3 separate regions of the Homo sapiens genome follow, and all the other regions are linked to region 1. Evidence: read pairs that join two places in POLR2A ChIA-PET (ENCODE). Cell type or tissue: OCI-LY7. All regions are shown on one strand.

Evidence for each region. Peaks named below come from ENCODE experiments on the same cell type or tissue, not always from the same donor. Only the 100,000 strongest peaks of a DNase experiment are listed, where the experiment ranks them.
Region 2: POLR2A ChIA-PET joins it to region 1 with 5 read pairs; 10 of 35 experiments call an interaction of 5 or more read pairs at or near these places.
Region 3: POLR2A ChIA-PET joins it to region 1 with 9 read pairs; 2 of 35 experiments call an interaction of 5 or more read pairs at or near these places.

What each region holds. Positions count from the first base shown.
Region 1 is chr7:26,336,477-26,338,976 of GRCh38, forward strand. The region is part of intron 1 of SNX10 (sorting nexin 10); the gene reads left to right. Among named protein-coding and RNA genes, the nearest start is that of SNX10, 46 kb to the left of the region's middle. In OCI-LY7, no CTCF peak of the experiment used is centred here; DNase peaks (open chromatin) are centred at 80 and 965; H3K4me3 peaks cover 1,466 bases; H3K27ac peaks cover 1,774 bases.
Region 2 is chr7:26,209,969-26,212,468 of GRCh38, forward strand. CBX3 (chromobox 3) reads left to right here. Exons shown (of 6, transcript NM_016587.4): 5 at 1,694-1,788; 6 at 2,114-2,500. The coding sequence ends at 2,240. Among named protein-coding and RNA genes, the nearest start is that of CBX3, 9.5 kb to the left of the region's middle. In OCI-LY7, no CTCF peak of the experiment used is centred here; no DNase peak of the experiment used is centred here.
Region 3 is chr7:26,107,546-26,110,045 of GRCh38, forward strand. All of the region lies in intron 1 of LOC105375199 (a long non-coding RNA gene), which reads right to left. All of the region lies in intron 1 of LOC105375198 (a long non-coding RNA gene), which reads left to right. Among named protein-coding and RNA genes, the nearest start is that of NFE2L3, 43 kb to the right of the region's middle. In OCI-LY7, no CTCF peak of the experiment used is centred here; no DNase peak of the experiment used is centred here.

The DNA.
Region 1 (2,500 bases):
GTGGATGACTTGAGGTCAGGAGTTCAAGACCAGCCTGGCCAACATGGTGAAACCCCGTCTCTACTAAAAATACAAAAAAATTAGCCGGGCTTGGTGTGCACACCTGTAGTCCCACCTACCGGGGAGGCTGAGGCACGAAAATCCCTTGAACCCAGGAGGCGGAGGTTGCAGTGAGCTGAGATTGTGCCACCGCACTCCAGCCTGGGTGACAGAGCGAGACTGTCTCAAAAAATAACAACAAAAAATCAACAATACTGTTTGAACAGCCCCGATCATTTAATATTCTTTTATAACAATTTATAATGGCTATGAGGTAGTCTGTCATGCAGATGGAACATAATTCATTTTTTTTCTACTCCGCTTATGGACGTTTAGGTTTCCATTTTCTTTGATTGTTTCTTAAAAACACTGCATTTTGAACATTCTTTCCTGTACAAATATTTTGCACATGTAGCACTGATATTTTTTTAGATTGAGTTCCCAGAGGTCAAATTATCGAGTTAAAGAATATAAACAATTTATATTGTTGCTTTTGAAATATATGGCCAAATTATCTTTCAGAAATATTGAAATAGCTCACATTCCTACCAACAGTATTTAGTTCCCATTTCTCATGATCCTTGCCAGCAGTGGATATTATTACAGAAATTTCTAATTTTAAAGAAAAAAATATGGTACTTGTTTTTATTTGCACTTCTGTTAATAGCAAGATGAAACATTTAAGTAGATTATTGACCTTCTTTCAAAAACTTTATTTTTAATTGTGGTAAGAAACACATGAAATTTGCAATCTTACCCATTTTTATTATTTTTTTCACATGGTCTACACCATACTAGTGTATAGACCTTACCACTTTTTAAATGTACACTTCAGTAGCGTTAAGTGTATTCACATTGTTGTACAATAGATCTCTAGATCTTTTTCATTCACAGAAGTGAAACTCTGTATCAGTAAACAAGAATGTTCCATTTCCCCCTTAAATGCTCCTTTCACCCTTTCCTCTAGCCCTTGGCAACCACCATTCTACTTTGTCTTTATCAATTTAATTTCCTTGAAAACCTCATGTAAGTGGAATAATAAAGGATTTGTCTTTTTATGATTGGATTATTTCATTTAGCATAATGTCCTTAAGGTTCGTCCTCTTTTGTAGCATGTGGCAGAATTTCCTTCCCTTTTAAGGTTGAATGGTACCCATTGTATGGAGAGACCACATTTTGCTCATCCATTACATTTCATTGATGGACACTTAGGTTACTTCCACCTCTTGGCTATTGTGAATAATACTGCTGTGGATGTGGACCCACAAATAGCTCTTTGAGAGCCTGCTTTCAGCTCTTTTGGATGGATATCTGGAAGTGGAATTCCTGGATCATGTGGTAGTTTTCTGTAATTTTTTGAGGAACTGCTATACTGTTTTCTATAGCAGCTGCACCATTTTACATTGCTGCCAACAGAAGGGTTCCGATTTCTCCATATCCTCCTCAATGCTTTTTTGGTTTTTTGTTTCTTGGATCTATCCTAACGGGTGTGAGTTAATTTCTCATTGTGGATTAGTGATGTTGAGCATGTTTTCATATGTTTATTGGCCCTTTGCACGTCATCTTTGGAGAAACGTCTATCAATTCCTTTGTCCTTTTTTTTTTTTTTTTTTTTCTGTGAGACAGAGTCTTACTCTGTCACCCAGGCTGGAGTGCAGTGGCATGGTCTTGGCTCACTGCAGCCTCTGCCTCCCTGGCTCAAGCAGCCCTACAACACCAGCCTCCCGAGTGGCCTGGATTTCAGGCACATGCCACCATGTCTGGCTAATTTTTGTGTATTTTGTAGAGGTGGGATAGTAACTTCCCAATGAGTTCACCTTGCCCACTGCCTAGACAGAGCCAATTTATAAAGACGGGAATTGAAACGGCGAGAGAGTAATTTACGCAGACCCCGCTGTGTGGGAGACCAGCGTTGTTGCTGTTGTTTTGAGACTGCATCTCGCTCTGTTGCCCAGGCCTGGAGTGCAGTGGCGTGATCTTGGTTCACGCCATTCTCCTACGTCAGCCTCCCGAGTAGCTGGGACTACAGGCGCCCGCCACCACACCTGGCTAATTTTTTGTATTTTTAGTAGAGACGGGGTTTCACCGTGTTGTTAGCCAGGATGGTCTCGATCTCCTGACCTCGTGATCCGCCCACCTCGGCCTCCCAAAGTGCTGGGATTACAGGTGTGAGCCACTGGGCCCGGCCGGATTAGAGTTTTTAAAGACAATTTGGCGGGTAGGAGCTTAGGAAGTAGGGAGTGCTGATTGGTCAGGTTGGAGATGGAATCGTAGGGGGGTCAAAATGAGGTTTTCTTCCTGTCTTCTGTGCCTGGGTGGGATGGCAGAACTGCTTGAGCCAGATTACCACTCTGGGTGATATCAGCTGATCCTTCCAGTGCAGTTGCAGGGTCTGCAAAGTATCTAAAGCATGGATCTTAGGTTTTGCAATAACGATGTTATCCCCAGGAGCAATTTAGGA
Region 2 (2,500 bases), 130 kb before region 1:
GTTTTGAAAATAAATCACATGCTCAACAGAAGCAGTTTTGGCCAGGCACGGTGGCTCGCACCTATAATCCCAGCACCTTGGGAAACCAAAGCAGGAACATCGCTTGAGCCCAGGAGTTGGAGGCCAGTTTGGGCAACATAGTGAGACCCCATCTCTACAAAGAAAAAAAAAAGAATCAGCAAGACGTGGTGGACACCTCCTGTAGTCTCAGCTACTTGGGAGGCTGAGGCAGAAGGATTGCTTGAGCCTGGGAGTTCAAGGTGCAGTGAGCTGTGATCATGCCAGTGCACTTTGGCCTAGGCAACGGAGCAAGACCTTGTCTCAAAAAATTATTAAATAATAAATCAGGCACAACTTTAACAACACTTATTGAGTCCTTAGCATGTGCTATACTGTGTGCCAAATTATTTGCTTTTAATGTGCTGTGAAATATCTGTGCAGTAGATACTAAAATTCTGTTTTATTAACCTAAACCACAAAGAGGTTAATTAACTTGCCCAAAGCCACACAGCTCGTAAGTGGGGTAGGTCCATCATTCTCACCCAGGCAGTGTGACTCCAGAGCTTGTGACATTGATGTAAAACTCTGACAGGAATAAAGGATTTATTGATATCATTGGTTCTCAAACTTTTTTTGGTCTCAGGGCCTCTTTATACTCTAAAAAAATTATTGAGGATCCCCAGAGAGCTTTTGTTTATATGGGTTATAATTATCAATACTAACAGTAGAAATTAAAACAAATTTCTAAAATGACTTTTCTAAAAAAGCTGAGAAGAGTAGCATTTTACATTTTTACAGATATTCAACATGTGTCTTAAGGCAATTTTACTTAAACACATTTGATTGCTGTGGCGGATCATTTTGGTGGAGGTATATGAAGACAATCCAAAGTCACAAATAGATGAAAAAAGGGGGCCTTACACAACCCCCTCCCAAAAAGGACTCTGGAATCCCCAGTGAATCCGTAGACCACATTTTGAGAGCCACTGGTTTATATTAAGTACTTTCTAGCGCAGGGGGTCCAATCTTTTGGCAGCCCTGGGCCACATTAGGAGAATTGTCGAGGGCTACACATAAAATAGACTTAATACCAACCATAGCTGATGAGCTAAAAAAAAAAAAAAAAAAAATCGCAAGAAAGTTTCAATGTTTTAAGAAAGTTTACAAATTTGTGTTGGGCCTCCAAAGCCATCCTGGGCCACAGGTTACACAAGTTTGTTCTAACATTTACTATCATTTAGAATGATTACAGATAGTTGGTATGAGTTTTAACATTTTTAATATTTCTTACCGTTTGTGTTTTGTTTATGCTTTTAAAATGTGTCAGTAATTCAGACTAATTCCTGGAAGTCATTTGAAATATATTAACTTTCAAGACTTTATTATTACCAGAAATAAAGAGGTTAGTTTTTCTGTATGCCCACACAACTCTGACTTTGGTGTCATTGAACGCAGTAATTTTCTTGACTTTTTATTCTGAATGTTTTCAGAAATTTTAAGTATTCTACGTTGAGTATCAAACTCAGGTTTTTCTGCTTGTAAAGTTAATGGAAATCAGATGTTTTTAATTACCAAATATGGGTTCTTGCTCTAGTCATTTCCATCTCACTATTGGAATGTTTTTATTTAAAATACGCCATGAAAACAATTTAATACTCTGAGTTTGCTGTATGAAAAAATGTCTTCTAAACAGGCTGACAAACCAAGAGGATTTGCCAGAGGTCTTGATCCTGAAAGAATAATTGGTGCCACAGACAGCAGTGGAGAATTGATGTTTCTCATGAAATGGTGAGTATGCAGAGATTGTTACATTTGAAAGTAAGAGTAGCTTTTTTTTTTTAATTTGTGAAATGGTTTTTCATCATTAGGTAGGGAAAAACTATCTGCTGAGAGGATGATTCTGGTTACTTTTACTAGTAGTGTTTTAAAGCAAGGGTCAGCAAACTGTGGCCTGTTTTGAAAATGAAGTTTATTAGAACATAGCAACAAGTAACATAACTCTCCTGGAGCACTTCAATACCTTTTGTTTGGACTATTATTTCTTAAATGAATGGCTGTCGGTTGACATGAACAACTTCGACTTGTAACTGAATTTTTCTTTTTCTTAAAACAGGAAAGATTCAGATGAGGCAGACTTGGTGCTGGCGAAAGAGGCAAATATGAAGTGTCCTCAAATTGTAATTGCTTTTTATGAAGAGAGACTAACTTGGCATTCTTGTCCAGAAGATGAAGCTCAATAATTGTTCACATTGTTCTTTTATATATATTTATATATATATATAAAAATTGGGTCTTAGATTTTGATTTACTAGTGTGACAAAATAACTACATCCTAATGAAAATCAAGTTTGATATGTTTGTTTTGAAAGTAGCGTTGGAAGAGTTGTTGGGGGTTTTTTGCATCCATAGCACTGGTTACTTTGAACAAATAAATAAAAGCTTTCTGTAGTTGCTTCCTTTATCAGAAAAGAACATTTGATACCATGGTATATCATTTCCT
Region 3 (2,500 bases), 230 kb before region 1:
GGAAAGGGATGTTGGTCAGACCAAAACAGATGTCCACCACAATTACCAAAACTCGTCTGAGTCTGGCCATTGCTCAAAAGCATCATGGGACAAATAGACAAATGAAAAATGCCCAGATGTTAAGTGGAAACTTGCCTCTCTTCAGTCACGAAATTGTCTTATATGGACCTTGAAGACGGCTCATGAAATGTGAAGACTTTTGTAAAATGTGGGCATAGCCTCAAAGCTGCCATGGGGGAAGCCAGGCACTCTGGAAGGGAAGGTAGGAAAGAGAAGACACTGAGGAGCATGACTGGGTGCTGCGCTCAGCCAGCCTCTCACCCCCACCCACTCCGTGAGGACCACTTGGAGCACTGGTTGAAACCCCGGCAGAGCTTGGTGACGGCATTTCTGCCACATACTGACACCATAACTAACTAAAGAATGTCCTTGGGCTAGAATTGAGAAGGCCTTAGAGATGCCCGGAAACAGCCTGCTGCTTGGACAAATGAGAAACCTGATGGTCAAAACCCCAAATCACAATTTATCCCTGGGCACCTGGTGGATTCTTCCATTTCCTGGAGACCGGTAAATTGATTTCAGGGGTATAATTCATGTGCACTTGAGTGGTTTCAACTCCTTATCTAATGATTTTAAGTTTTTGTTTAAATATTTTTTTCCAGAATGAAATAAAAAATACCTCTTCTCTCTCTAACACACACACACACACACACACACACACACAAAGGGTCTTCAAAAAGTTCATAGAGGCCAGGCACGGTGGTGCACGTCCGTAATCCCAGCAGTTTGGGAGGTCAAGGCAGGAGGATCGCTTGAGCCCAGAAGTTTGAGACTAGTCTGGGCAACATAGGGAGGGCCTGTCTCTACAAAAACATAAAACTTAGCCTGGCATGGTGGTATGTTCCTGTAGTCTCAGCTACTTGGGAAGCTGAGGCCGGGGGATCCCTTGAACCAAGGAGCTTGAGGCTACAGTGAACTATGATCATGCCACTGCACTGTAGCCTGGATGACAGAGCAAGATCCTGTCTACCCCCCGCAAAAAGTTCATGGAAAATACATATTATGAAAAAACTATGCATAGATTTCAAAAGTAAACTGGACTAACGTTATGTGTCTGAGCAGGATCTAGTTTAAGGCACTAAAATGATAAGACATAAGTTTGAAAAGAGCCTCTGTCAGAGCAACATGAATTCTGCTAAAACTGAAGCAAGGACAAATATCAAATTTATGGTGAAGCTTGGGTGGAAAAATGGTGAGATCAATGATGCTTTACAAAAAGTTTATGGAAATAATGCCTCCAAAGAAATCAGCAGTTTGCAAATAGATAACTTAGTTTTTTTGTTTGTCTGTTTGTTTTTCAATTTGTAGAGAGGGGGGTCTCGCTATGTTGGCCAGGCTGGTCTCCAACCCCTGGGCTCAAGCAATCCTCCTGCCTCAGCCTCCCAAAGTGCTGAGATTACAAACACAAGCCACCACACCCAGCCTTGTTTTAAGAAGGGATGAGATGATGTTGAAGATGTAGCCCGCAGCAGCAGACCATCCATCTCAATTTGGAAAAAAAAAAAAAATTCATCTTGCTTGTGCCTATTTAAAGAGGACTGACAATTAACTGCAGAAACAATAATCAACACTATAGACATCTCAACTGGTTCTCAACTAGAAAATTCTAAACGAAAACTTAAAGTTGAGCAAACTTTCCATTCAATGGATGCCAAAACCATTGCACCCAGATCAGCTGCAGACAAGAGCAGAGCTTTCAACAGAAATTTAAACAAGTGGGACCAAGATCCTGAAGAATTTCTTTGAAGAATTGTAATAGGAGATGAAACATGGCTTTACCAGTATGATCTTGAAGACAAAGTACGATCAAAGCAATGACTACCAAGAGATAAAAGTCCAGTCTAAGCAAAAGCAGACCATTCAAGAGCAGAGGTCATGGCAACAGTTTTTTGGGATGCTCAAGGCATTTTGCTTGTTGACTTTCTGGAGGGCCAAAGAATGATAACATCTGCTTATTATGAGAGTATTTTGAGAAAGTTAGCCAAAGCTTCCACAGAAAAACACCCAGAAAAGTGTCATCAGAGAGTCCTTCTCCACCAAAACAGTGCTCCTGCTTATTCCTCCCATCAAACAAGGGCAATTTTTCTAGAGTTTCAATGGGAAATCATTAGGCATCCATCTTACAGTCCTGATTTGGCTCCTTCTGACCTTCTTAATTTTCTAATCTTAAGAAAAAATTTAGGCCAGGTGTGGTGGCTCATGCTGTAATCCCAGCACTTTGGGAGACCAAGGCAGGTGGATTGCTTGAGTCCAGGAGTTCGAGACTAGCTTGGGCAATGTGGTGAAACCCCAACTCTACAAAAAATACCAAAAACATTAGCTGGGTGTGGTGTTGGGAGCCTATAGTCCCAGCTATTCAGGAGACTGAAGTGGGAGGATCACCTGAGCCCGGGGGGCAGAGGTTGCAGTGAGCAGAGATCATGCCACAGCACTCCAGCCT